Regions from separate parts of the Mus musculus genome. Here region 2 is linked to region 1. Evidence: chromatin contacts called from ENCODE Hi-C or POLR2A ChIA-PET data. All regions are on one chromosome and are shown on one strand. Each heading gives the region's core, a stretch centred on a gene start or an enhancer-like site at or near the end of the contact. The rest is flanking DNA. Distances are from core to core; before and after follow the strand shown.

Region 1 (6,878 bases), core at 2,364-4,863:
GAGGAGGGGGAGAGGCTAGCTCAGCTGCTCCCCACCGCCTTGCGCTGGGCTTCCCCCAAACCAAGAGGAGACCACCTCTTATCCAAGCAGATCCCTTGAACCCGGAGGAAAGGTCCTATTGTGTTACCTTCAGTCATGAAACCACCACCTCCTCCTAAAATAAGTGTGTTCTCCCCACTTCCACCGACTCTGCGATCCCTACCCTAGCTGGGGAGCTTGGAAAATGGTGAGATGCAGACTGGGCGGAAATGTGTCTCGCGGCACCCGGTGCGTCGCCGCTACCAAAGGGCGCTTGGGCGGGGGACGCGGCGCCGCTGGCCACGCGTCCGAGTGAGGTTCGCTCACTCCAGCTGAATCCCTTGGGATTCCTAAGTGCGTGTGTGATCCCCCCCCGAGCGTGACCTCACCGCCTCCCCACACCGATTCGGGGTCCTCGCACCTCGCGGGAAACGCACGGTGGCCTCGGGGCTTGGCTGTGGCCGAGGCTGGCGCGCTCAGCGTGCTCGGGCGGAGAAGAATGGAACGCAGTCCGGGGCGGGGAGAGCAGCCCGAGACACGAACTCGGGCGCCGAGCCAGAGACACAATAACTAGCCGAATTCGAGAGGCCCCGACGCAATAGGAAGCGAGGAGTCGAGAGAGGACGCGCGCCTTTTCGCCGCCGGTGCGCCTCCCTCGCGGCCGCGGAGGGGCCGGCGAGCGCGAAGGTGGCTGGTGCCAGCCCACTCCGACTGTCGCCCTCGGCTCCACCCAGCGCTCGCTCTCCGGTCCCCAGCGGCTCCGGGCCCCGGGCAGAGTAGGAAGGAGAGCTAGAAGAGACGGCGCCAAGGAAGCGAATCGATTCTGCGTTACCACAAGAACCGTGGACCTCAATAGGTCGCTCGATTTCGCTGATTCGTTACTTATGATTTATTGGGGGGTGGCCACTGTGACTGTCCCTCCAAAGAGCTCGATTATCCGGCCTGAAAAGCCTTTAAGCGCCTGGTGGGTTGGCTCGAGTAAGGAACGAATCTTTGTCGAGCCTGCCTCCTCTCCTTGTTCCAAGCCTAAAGCAGTCCCGAAGTGAGTGCTTTTATACACTGGACCGCTTATCAGGAGCCCTGTGAAGTCTGTCCGCCCAGTGACCCCACCAGCCTCAGCTCTCAGCCTGCAGAGCCGAATGACGGTGTAAAGGAAAGGCAAGAGATTTCCGCTTAGATCGGGTGGTCCAAGTGGGAGCGGAAGAGGCCCCGGGAGGATCGGTCACTTGCTTCCCAATCCCTACATCGGGTACCACGAGCTCACAGGCTACTGTGGAAAGGGGTCTCGAGTTAGACACGCCCACTGTCATCACGGCCCATGTGTCCCAGCATCTTGAACTCTGCTAGAGCAAACACAATTGCTCAACGTGAAGGGTACTGCCTGGCTACCTTTTGTTTATTGGGGTGGGTATCCATTTGCTCCTCAATTATTAAGGTCCAGTTCCAAGGAAACCGCTGGAGAGTAGGGACACACTGAAGACCCACCACCCACTAAGACTCCAATAAATCATCTATGCTGGGATATTGCTAATCCCTGTGGTTCATCGGGAGAGCCGCTGACTTAACTGTCCCAACATCGAAAGTTCTCTGTGCCAACGGCAAGTACTGTTTTAGGCACAGTAGGTAAGCTGGGCTTTGACACCGAGCAGGGCCAGCGAGGGCAATAAGCTGGAAAAGTCCCTTCTCCATGTTTGAAGCGCCAGGTGATCTGCAAACATAGAAGAGGGAGTCCACAAGAGACTTCCTTTGAGCCAAATGTCTAGAGAACGGATGGAAAGAGTCCCTTGCACATCTTCCTCCTGCCCACCTTCTCCAGTGTGCTCAGCGAACATGAAGAGCGCTTATTTTCCACCAAGTCTGTAGCTTACCCTGTCCTCTAGTTGATTGCCACACGTAGTGAGCAGTCAGAAATCAGAGGTTCCCAGAGAACAGGAACCCAGAACATCAAGGCAAGGACCAACGGGCATCTGTTGCCATCGGAAACAAGAGCAAGGAGAAAATCCCTTTTAAATGGTGGCACTAGTTAGAGAGAGTCGTTCCTTCTTGCTTTTGTGTAGCTTTACTTCTGTGTCCCTTACACCTCTCCCTCTTGCAAACGATGCCCTTTGTTGATCTCTGTATTTATTTCCCCATCTTCCGCACTGTCTACTTAGGCCCCCTCATGGTATGCCTTTCTCTGTAGATCACAGCTAGGTTCTTCCTCCTTCCACTCTTTTATCCCTCACTTTGTTCCTGTGGTTTTTTTCCTGACTGTTTCCATCCACCGGGACAGATTTCCTCTTTCAAGTTGCTATCGTCCACTGATGCAGACAATGGGAAGCTGTCCAACCTCCGCAGCAAAATTTATTCTTAATCCAAGGAAAATTGCATTGTTAAACATGGCAGTGAGACAGAAACTTGGCTTTGCCTTTCTGTCATCCTGATTGGGAGAAAGAATAGTGAGAGGTGGTGAGGAGACGTTAGGGATAGATCCATTCACTGACCATAGACGGATTTCTAAATACAGTGACCATCTGGGTTGGTGTATCACAATTATTGCTTCTGGTACCTCGGTACCGAATGTGGCTTTGGAGCATTTGCGATTTAAAAAAAAAAAAAAAAGGCCGAGACCGTCCCTGGGTGGGCTCGAACCACCAACCTTTCGGTTAACAGCCGAACGCGCTAACCGATTGCGCCACAGAGACGGTGACAGTTGTTTGTGAGGCAGAGAGCCGAGTCAATAGTACTGAGCCGATATGGCGCAAGACCAGTCACGACGCAAGCAGTTACAGTAGCTTAGAAACCCAGCGGAACAAAATCTGATCTCGAAGAACAGCGAATCGAGGCTGTGGCGGAGGGAACAGTGGTTGTGCAAGGGAAGGGAAAGCAAGGGATGCACACGTCCCACCTGGGCTGCCCTGGAGCCGTTGGCCCAGGCTATCCTCGGTCAGTGTCTAGGATGTGGCACAGAACGTTCCTTTGTAGAGTGAACAGAGACTTAGGGCTACGTCTGTCGGCCAGCAGGGATTGGGAGTGAGAGACTCCAAACGCTGAACAACCTGTAGCTCACTCCCGTAAAACAAAACAAAAGCTCCATTCTGGAACTAAACCCTCCTAGCACGAACCCTCGGCACGATCTTCCCATTCTGCAAAGAATGGGCGCCTTCGGTATACTCGGTGCCGATAGGTTAATTGGCGCCTGCAAAAATCCCGGTGAACAGTAAGGATTTGTGAATGAACACTGGAAGTCGGGTAGCTTGAGTAAAATGCCTAACTCCTGCAGCACCACGGTAAGCGCCAGCTTACCTACTCTGCTTACAGCACCAGCCCCACAAGGCCTGTCCCAAGCCCACGTGTTGCAAACTCCGCCCCTAAACGGGATGGCCCGAACTCCAGGTCCGCCAAGATCCCAACATGCCCCGGACCGTAGGCTCTTCCGCACTCACAGTGACTTTTCACTTTCCGCTTTCCATACCTCCGTTTTGGTGTCTCAACCAAACTATGCATATTTGTGACTGACGGCATGAGTGTCCAATAGAAAGCTGAACTAGTCAATCCGAGTCGGCCCGCCAGCCAATGGGGAGGATTCGGCAAGAGCGTTGACCCTGAGAAAGCCAGAGCCGGTTTGCAGGCAACGCTGTGGGGATCGGGCTTCCACTCCAGCGCAATCATGGTGAGATCGGGGAGTAAGGAAAGGAGTCTGGGATGGGAACTGAAAGCAAGGACGAGTAGTGCTTGGGTTCGGGACGGGGAGAGCCTGGTGGTCAGTAGAATGCACATGGGAGTACCGTGCAGATGAGTGCGGTTCCTGGGTGCCCCACCGGGCCCATCTCAGGGCTGGAGCTCCTGGCGTCCTGGCTCCTCCGGAGTGGAGGGCACGGGTATATGAGCTTTGGGGACCAGAACTGATGTGAAGGTTATGGTCCCACTTAGCTCCACGAACTGAGCCCCTTGATTTGTTTGTCCCCAGTCTATTATGTCCTATAATGGAGGGGCCGTCATGGCCATGAAGGGAAAGAACTGTGTGGCCATCGCTGCAGACAGACGTTTCGGGATCCAGGCCCAGATGGTGACCACGGACTTCCAGAAGATCTTTCCCATGGGTGACAGGCTCTACATAGGCCTGGCCGGCCTGGCCACTGACGTCCAGACAGTGTAAGTGTCTCCAGCCCCACCTTCACCCAGGTTTCTTCGTTGAGCAGCCCGATATCAGCCATCTGCCAAAAGCCACGATTGAGTGTGAGACTCAGCTGAACACCACAGCGTTACGGAGATGGGTCCTAACCTATGTTTTTCTGGCATTACCTTGTGCTCTGCTCTTTGTGAAGAAGCATTTTTGTTAGGGAGTCCCTTAATCACCGTCTTAATATTACTGGCGAGCCGTCTCATTCTGCAATTGAAAAAAAAATTGAGACCTTCCTTCAAGATGCACAGTAATGAACGTCAGCCAGAATCCTACTGTAGGTCTTTCTAAAGACCGTGGGCACTCGCTAAACCAGTAGGCGGCTGGCAAAGCAGACATACCGAACGATAACTAACCATGATGAGCTGTTGGGTTTTAACTGCCCACTTTACTTACCTAGTTGACAGTGCTTATGTGATTTGAGTGATGGGAGGGTCTGAGAGGGGAAACGGGTTGTCTGTGATGGCCCCAGTGTGCTGGTTCTGATCGCTGTGGTTGGTGGTGGGAACTTTAAAAACACAATTCATTGATTATTATTTTACGTGTATGTGTGTCTGTGCACCACATGTGTGCAGTGACTGCAGAGGCTAGAAGAGATTGTTGGACAACCTTCCCCCCCAGCAACCCTCATGACCCAGCTTGAATTACAGGTGGTTGTGAGCCACCATGTGGGTGCTGGGGATAGAAAGCTGGAAGAGCAGTCAGTGCTCTTCATGCCTGAGCCATCTCTCCAGCCTCTACATTTATTATTATTATTATTATCATTTTATTGTTTGTATGCCCGGGTTCCACAGCCCTGTGTGAAGGTCAGAGGACAGCTTGCAGAAGTTGGTTTTGCCTTTCCATCATGTGGTTCCAGGCATTGAGCTGCTTAGGCCTGGCGTAGGTGTTACTGCCCACTGACCCATCCCACCATCTCAAGGATGGGATGCTGTGAGTTGCTGAAGAAAGACTCATTCATTGATTCACTGAGCATCGAGGTCAAGAGTCAAGTCTTGCCCTGACCCCCAACCCTGGTACTAGAAATTGAAACCAGGATTTTGAAAGCTTAAGCACATGATATGCTATTGAGTTACATCCTCAAACCCAAGCCCTCATGTTCTGTATTGTTATTACTATTAATATCTAAAAGATTTATTTTATATGTATGGATGATTGACCACATGTCTGTCTGCGCACCAGCTTCATGTTGTGCCCCCAGGAGGCCAGAAAGGGGTGTTGGGTTTGCCCAGAACTGTAGTTGTGAGGTGCTTTGTAGGGGCTGGGAATTGAACTTGAATTTTGTGGAAGAGCAGCCAGTGCTCTTACCCATTGAGCCATCTCTCCAGTGCCTTTTTATTTTTTATTTATTTTTCTATTTTTTTTTTAATTTTTCATTTCCCACCCCTTTCCCTTCTCTCTCTTGCTTTGGCCTGGCTCGCTCCAACCATATATATTTTTTTTTTTAATTATTATTTTTTTTAATTTGTCATTACGGATGCTGCCAGGCGGTGGTGGCACAGGCCTTTAATCCCAGCACTTGGGAAGCAGAGGCAGGTGGATTTCTGAGCCAGCCTGGTCTACAAAGTGAGTTCCAGGACAGCCAGGGTTACAGAGAAACCCTGTCTTGAAAAACCAAAACAAACAAACAGAAAACAAAAAATGTGATTTAGAAATAGTGCCATTTCATATAAGAAACTGGCCCCGCTGGGCTTTGGATCTGTGGAGGATCCCGGAACTTTATGGTTACTGAGGGAACATGCGAACACACTAACATCTAGTCTAGTGCACAGCTGTGACATTTCACAAATAGTTCTTATTGTGGGCATGTTGTGACTGAAATTCGCAGTTAGGACTGGGACAGATGGTAATCTTTTTAATGTCAATTTTGAGGAGCTAAGACACACCCCTCAAAGGGGTTAGGGTTTTGAAGTTTGGAGAGGGCTTGGTGGAGTGTTGAATCTCAGGAAGCAGAGTCTAGAGGGAGAGTATGGGGGGCAGGCTGTGAGCTACACCTAGAAAACTGAACCTTTATTTGTAGTAGGGGACTAGGGAGAAGTCAGAAAAGGAGAGGAAAGGGAAGGCAATATGGCTTAGTGGGTAAAAGTGCTTGTGGCCAAGCCCGGTGACCTGAGTTCAATCCCTGGAATCCAGATGGTGAAAGGAGACTACTGACTCCCTCTACAGGTTTCCCTCTGACTGACCCATGTACGATGTGTTGCAAGCTTGTGTGCACATACTCTAAATAAAATAACAACAACCAGAAGAAGAGGTGGGGGGAGGGGGCAGAGAGGAGGGAGTGGAAGGGGAAAGGTTGTGTTAGGATTTCCCTGAGCTTGAAGCCTCAGCTGCAGCAGGTGGTAGCATCAGAGGAGACAGGAGGGAAGCTTGTCTGCCAGGGAGGGAAGCTTGCCTGTCACCCCAGGCTTGCTCAGCCACTCTGTCAGCCCTCCTTCACTATGGCCGACTGCAGAATCTTCTCACTAGGTTTGTCTGCTTACTGTGCACAGCAACTCCTGATTTATTAGACCTCGGTCTCCTTACCTATCAGAGATGAAATAAATTCACTCCCAAGACTTTGTTCCTGTGTCTTGGGAAGCCCTCTTTTGCTTAGTTGGTGTGGCGTTGGTTGGTTCTGTGCAGGGTCTATCCCAGAACCCCGAGGTGGCCTAGGGGACACAAGGTCATCCTTCCTAGGTACCTTCTCATCGGCAAGTGT
Region 2 (6,823 bases), core at 3,201-5,700, 280 kb after region 1:
GAACTGGGTTGCACCACCCGGGGCCTGACCCAACTCAAGCTAGCCATACTGCCTCCATATTGTTCTGACTGCTGATGCTCTCTCTGGGTATCCATTTCACCTTCCACCCGGTATGCCCTAGAGCCAGTTGCCCACACACTCGAGCTAGAGCAAGCCGCATGGAAGACCCATGTGATCCATCATTCTTGCATCCCTCTCACCGCACCCCTGCAGCTGATCTGAGAGCTCTTATGCCCATGTGATCCATCATTCCTGCGTCCCTCTCACCGCACCCCTGCAGCTGATCTGAGAGCTCTTATGCCCATGTGATCCATCATTCCTGCGTCCCTCTCACCGCACCCCTGCAGCTGATCTGAGAGCTCTTATGCCCATGTGGTCCATCATTCCTGCGTCCCTCTCACCACACCCCTGCAGCTGATCTGAGAGCTCTTATGCCCATGTGGTCCATCATTCCTGCGTCCCTCTCACCACACCCCTGCAGCTGATCTGAGAGCTCTTATGCCCATGTGGTCCATCATTCCTGCGTCCCTCTCACCACACCCCTGCAGCTGATCTGAGAGCTCTTATGCCCATGTGGTCCATCATTCCTGCGTCCCTCTCACCGCACCCCTGCAGCTGATCTGAGAGCTCTTATGCCCATGTGGTCCATCATTCCTGCGTCCCTCTCACCACACCCCTGGAGCTGATCCCAGGGCCCTTACGGCCAGGTTCTGCTTTCTCTTTCTCTCACATCCCTCCTGGCCCTCTAGGACCTAGGCCTGCCATTCAGCCACCATAGATTCACAAAGTCTTCTCAGCCAAGAACGCTGTGCTCCTAAGTAACCCGCTTCCCCGTGAGCTTCTCCTCATCCTTCAAATCTGACAAGATGCCGTTGCTTCAAAAAGTCTCCCTGACGCTTCTCTCCTCCTCACCCAGATGCCAAGGGCACCACCCAAGCCGGCCTCCTGGACTGTCATGTCCTTGGTCACCTCTGCATCTAGAATTCTGGGCACTGCAAGGACCAGTGTTCAGGAGGCACCCGTGAGTGGAGGGGGTGGGAGGCTGGCAGGAGGAGGGAGAAACTCAGCACCCAGCCTCTAGGACTGAGACCCTCCCTCGGGCACAGCCCTGCTGGAGACCATCGATGTTCTATCACAGCACTGACAGAAGACAGGTTTGCCACCAAGCTGGAGGCCCAACCTTGAACCAGAATGCCACAGTTTACAGACTCTGGAAGCCTCCGTCTCTGACAGACAAGATGAGGTGAGAACAGTTCTATCACTTGCTAGGTTGAATCTTCAGCAAACCATCTACACAAACCAGCCGGCAAGACCAACCTCCCAGGCAGCGCTCGGGGGAGTTGTAGCTCAGTTGGTAGAGTGCTCACCTCGCATGTCACCTAGCATGCCAGAAGCTCTGGGTTCAATTCTCCAGGGCTCTATTAACATGACATGATGGCGTTACGCCTGGAATCCCATTACCCAGTGCTGTCGGGTGGAGGCAGAAAGTCAGGGCCATCCTCAGTTACAAGTGAGTTCAAAGCCAGCCGGGGCTACATGACACTGTGCCTCCAAGTCCTGGTCTTTGCTTCATACAAGGTCACACAAGGTTGTCCCAGGCCTAACAAATCCCACCTCCTGATATAAAGCCCCTCCTGGTGAGACCCTGCCCTTCACCTTGGAGATTAAAAGGGTGCACAAGAAAAAGGGACACAAAGTAGCAGAAGGGGTGGGGTGGGGTGAGGTGGGGGATGGGGCTCTGCTTTCTGAGGATTACCCCAAGGGTTCAGTTTTGTTTAAACAGGGTCACCTGGCTGCTTTGTGTAGGAGGCTGGCCTTGAACTCACTATGTAGCCGAAGATGACCTTGAACATGAGATCCTTTTTCCTCCAAGTGGCCTTGCTCTCAGTGTGGCCCACCGTGCCCAGCTTTCCCACACACATTTATTAAGCAGATTTCCACACAAGGTGGGGGTGTGGGGGATGGGGGTGGGGGTGTGGAGGAGTTCTCAGTGACAGGAGGGCATGGTCCTGAGCACAAACACTCTGCATGTCTTCCCGTAGACACAGCCCAGTGAACCAGGACAGTATGGTGGTTGCCCAGGCCCTCCCAGCAGGGTAGATCTCTCTGAGGAGGGAAGCCTGCAGCTGACAGGAAGAGCAGCAATCCCAGAAACCATTGTGAGGAATCTGAATTTTAGTCAACAGTATATTAGTTTATTGGGAGGCCCCTGGTGGGCAAGGAGGAAACTGAAAGCAGATTAAGGTTGGTTGGGTTACAAAACATCTGTTTGGCCCTGACTCTAGAGACAAGCAACCTTGGCTCAGAACATAGGTGACTGCAGGGATTGCTTGTGAGTTTCCAAAATGGCTGCCTGAAAGATTCTCCCTTCTGTGTGTATCCTGGATGTCTTTGGTTTCTCTGGGACCAGACCATCAGTGACCCCTTCCTGGGCCTGGAGGCCATCTTCCTCTCTGCCTGACTACAGGCTGCTTCTGGGCTCTCCTCAGTAGACTCCTTCCTTCTTCAGGTCATCGATGCCTCCTGTGTCCCTTGTAAGGATGATGATGGGAACAAGACTGTAGGGATGGAGGAACACCAGCCCTGATGGGGACACCATTGCCCCAGGTGGAGCTAGGCCTCCTTGGGTCCCCCACTCCCACCCCCTCATTGACCTCAGGGGCTCTATCATACAGAGCAAGCAGCCAGTCTCCATGAAGGACCCCTCCCAGCCTTCCCCATTCCCCCACATCCTCAGATGGCCTCTACAAAACCTTACTACCAAACCCAGCCCAACCTGGGATGAGTCAACAATTGCCCTGACGGCTTTTTACAGCTTCCTAGGGTCTAACCTCAATCTCACTTGCTGCAGATGCCCGATGTCTTCCAGATGAATCTAAAAGCAGAGACGGCTAAGTAGTCTGTACTTACAAAAGTGACACTTGTCTCTGGGTCCCCTGATGTAGCCAGCTCCCTTCCTCAACCCTCTCCTCGGCCCAAATCCCTCATCAACCCAGCCATATCTGAGTTCAGGAAACACACCAGCCTAAGGCTGAAAAGGACTCGGGACTTAACCCACTCAGTCCCTTTCTAGTTACCATTTTAAGATAAATTATCAGTTGCCTGTACCTGTCCGAGAAGTAAAGAATATCTTAAGGGGGAAAAATAATCTTTCATAACTCCACCTTCAAGAGCCAAAGATTTAGTCAAGAACCTCTTTTTATACATCAAAAACTGAGCCCAGAGAAAGTAACTTGGGTAAGTAACTCGCCCAAGGTCACACAGCAAGTGAGACAACAGAACTAAAAGCTAAGTGCTCAGCTACCTTCTGTGGGAGCCACCATGGACACCGATGGGTCCACACTAGTCTCTGGACATGTGACTTCTCTGTCCTCTACCCCCGCAGTCACCACCAGCATCCTCCACTCATACCATCTCATCCCAACCCAGATTCATTTGGACTACCTACCTACCGTGACCATCAAAGTCAAGAACACAGTTAGGCACTATGCTGACACAACAGCAAGTGGGACACTCACTTCCCTTTTAAGGAGCTTGTGAAATCACCCTTATTCCCAGCCCCCACCTCCCCGAGAAAGCCTGGGTGCAGAAACTAAACCATATATATTTTTAAAAACGGCCTTTCTTGATAACGTGAGGGATTCAAAGTAGATCCCTGAAAGGACCTCAAGAGGAAGAAATGGCTTGAGAAACTGGTCTAGAGGAAAGAGGAGTGTGCAGAATGGAAGCTCCTCCTCCACCCTCACCCCCTTACCTCCATGCTCAGCCTGTGCAACTGAGAACCGAGCAGAACCTAGCAGGGGGGAGAAGGGAACCCTTGACCCTGGGAGATCGGGGAGCAGCTGGCTGCTTTTTCCTGGGGTCCCTGCCTCTCCACCAGTACGCAATAGGTAGGGGAAGCAAGTTAGACGGCCAGGCTGGTGCCAGGATGTCTCCCATCCTCCGGCGACTCCCACGCAGTCACAAGCCCAACTGGGACCCCACCTAGAGCAGCTGAGAGAGGCAGCAGGGAAGAGCATGGAAAAGAAAAGCAAACGCCTCTCTGAAATGATCGCCGGTCCCTGTGACTATTCTGGAGACCCCGGCCTGGGTCCCTCCACGTCCTTCCGACAGCAGTAGGAGGTGCGCACCCTCTGTGCGCACACAGAGAAAGTAGGGTCCTTGTCCCCTATCCCTGGCGTCCTGAGGACAGGACCCAGGTCCCGCTGGCGGGTCTGCACCTGCCCTGGCCGCGCGTCCTACCTGCGGGTGTTGCGGGACTGAGCGCGCGCGCGGCCCCGCGGAGTAGCAGCAACTGCAGCAACCAGAGCTGAGCTCGCATGGTGGGCGCGGACGACCTCCGGGTCTGCGCGGCGGCGGCGGCGGCTGCAGAGGGAGCAGCCCCGGGCTGGGCGAGCGGGGAGCGGGAGCGGAGCGGGCAGGGCGAGCGAAGCACGGCGCTGCGGCCTTGGGGAGCGCGGGCGGGAGAACCCAGAGGGCGGGGCGCAACGCTGGGGTCCCCGCCTCCCGGAGCTCCGCGCCGCACCCCACGGGACCCGGGACCGCGCCGGGACATCTCTGGTTACCGAGAGAACCCCGCTGCCCCAGAAACCTAAGTAAAAGGCCGAGGTGAAGGGCCCCAGGAAGCGCCCCTACTTGGGCCGTTGGCTCCCACCACCCATCCCAAGAGCATGCGACTTTCTGAGCTAGTCCTTGTACTTCTGTGGCTTCCTGGTGTTCTACATAAGTGCACACACAGACACGCACCAGGAATCTCCCGCAGTCGAACCGCGCCCCCCCCCCCCGCCCCCCAGCTTCTACCCCAGAAGAGGCACGAATTGCGTCTCCCCAGTTGACTGCTTCACAGCCCATCTCCAGCACCGACCCCACCCCATTCCATCCCACACCCACACCCCCCTCCCGTCCAGCAGACATGTAGGTGCTCGAGACTGGCACATTCCCACTTTGAAACAGCTCGGTGCCCCTTCCACAGAAAGGCCAGATCAGTCCAAGATAGACCCAGAGCCAGAAGTGGCGCCCACTGCCACCACACTTTACCGGACTCTGGGAATAGGGCACTTCCCCCCCACCCCACCCCCTTCAAGTATGGAATAAAAATACCCGCAATTTAGGAGATTTAATAGACGGCATGGAATCAGGTCAAGGCACGAAGGTGCCTGTGACCTACTTCATGGGAAGGAGAAGAACTGGGGCCTAGAGAGTGGAGAGGACTGAGGGGCCCCTGGCTTCCTCTGTGTAGGGGACCTGGAGAGTGCGGAAAGAAAGGGTGCAGAGACTGCTTCCTGGGACTTATCCCCAGAAGAAGGCTGCAGCTGGGGACAGAAGTAGAGTGTGGGCTTAAGTAGGTGAGTGGCCTGGCACTGAGGTCAAAAGAAGGACCAAGAAAGGAAATGAATCCCAGTGTCACTCTCCTCTGGGTCCAAAAACCTAGAGGTGGTCTCCCCAAGACCTCAATATAATATTATGTAATACTATGAGCCAAGGCAAGCCCCGCAACCAAAGGGACTTTTGTTAGTTTTCCAGGTAAGGACTAACGCCGTCGACCAGGTTGGTTTCGAACTCACGATCACTCTTCAGTTTATTGAAGGGATTACAGAGGTGAGCCCACCAAACCTAGCCAGCCATTGACTTTCTAATTCCTTGCCTGAATTCTCCCAGGACAGCCTCTGGGGTATCGAAGAAACCGTCCCTTCCAGATGTGGCCTCCTACCGCCACCCAGTGGACCCGTGATGAGCCACGGGGCTGCCGTTTAGCTGATCTCTTGAAGAGTTAAGAGACTGCCCGCGCAGGCGCCGCGAAGGGCCTCTATAGTGTTCCAAGATGGACCTCCAGCCTCAATTCTGGTGTCGTCGTGCGCGGTCAGTCTCGGTGCCCGTTCTCCATAAAGTCTTGTATTGGGGCTCAGGCAAAAGCAACAACTTGGAAATATTAGAAGCAAATGGCGTGGACAAGTTTCTAACCGTAAGCCTCTAGAACTTGAGCATGCACGGGAAGTACTTCTCAGAACGCATATTTCTAGCCCCACCCAGGGATAGTTCACTGGGTCAGAGAGGAGGCCAAGAATCTTCATGTCTAGCACGAGCCCAAGTCCCGTGGTGCTAGTCACATTCGGAGAGCCACTGCCCTGAAAATTCCCAGTTCCTTACCACCGTCCCCGCTCCCTGACTGTTTGGGAGTTGGCGATGGAAATATTGCCATAAAAATATGCGGGACGTAATAAGGTCTTCCAAAGAAAAGAGTGAGCCTGCTAGGGGGCACCCGGATTTGAACCGGGGACCTCTTGATCTGCAGTCAAATGCTCTACCACTGAGCTATACCCCCTCTGCCGGTAGCTTTGCGTCAGTTACTACTTGGTGCTAGTCTAGCGCAGGCGCACTAAAGCGTCTTTAAAAGGGAAGACTGATTCGAAGTTATCAAGAAACACGAGGACCTGACCTACCAGATTACTAGCTTCAAAACAAAAGCTGTTTCCTGATGATCTGAGATTCCTTCCAAAGGCAGAAAAATACGTCCTCCAGAAGATAGAGGCGACGCCAGCGCTCCTCTGGGCGGATCCCACTCTTCAATTCCGCCGCGGCTTCTCTCTCCCTTCTACACACTCACGCTTACTTGTCCCTACCTTCTGCTTCCAACCTAACCCCAACCCTAGACACTCAGATCTTCCTAAGAGACAGGAGTGGAAATCGCCCGCACCTGAATACACCAACCGGCACGGCGCGCCCCGCGGGTCTCGCGCTGCTGCCTAGGGGAGTCATAGACACTAGGCTCGCGTCACATTTCGGCCAGGGACAAACACTTAACTGCAACCCCAGTAGGACAGCA

What was found. Hi-C counts contacts between places; a loop is a spot of excess contacts on that map. ChIA-PET counts read pairs that join two places held with the same protein, here RNA polymerase II (POLR2A).
Region 2: a loop to region 1 is called in a map of heart, with 2.6 times the contacts of the local background. The contact joins the promoter of Plxdc1 here to the promoter of Psmb3 in region 1. A Hi-C loop is called at or near these places in 3 of 37 maps with a recorded cell type or tissue (heart and regulatory T cell). POLR2A ChIA-PET finds 5 or more read pairs at or near these places in 2 of 5 experiments (Patski and embryonic stem cell).

Annotation. Positions count from the first base shown.
Region 1 is chr11:97,699,821-97,706,698 of GRCm38, forward strand. It overlaps Psmb3 (proteasome (prosome, macropain) subunit, beta type 3), which reads left to right and starts at 3,614. Exons shown (of 6, transcript NM_011971.4): 1 at 3,614-3,670; 2 at 3,968-4,152. The coding sequence starts at 3,668. n-TNgtt8 (a tRNA gene) reads right to left here and starts at 2,702; the gene lies at 2,629-2,702. It also overlaps a transcript of Pcgf2 not described here.
Region 2 is chr11:97,981,996-97,988,818 of GRCm38, forward strand. It overlaps Plxdc1 (plexin domain containing 1), which reads right to left and starts at 4,451. Exons shown (of 14, transcript NM_028199.3): 1 at 4,243-4,451. The coding sequence starts at 4,321. It overlaps n-TCgca55 (a tRNA gene), which reads right to left and starts at 6,322; the gene lies at 6,251-6,322.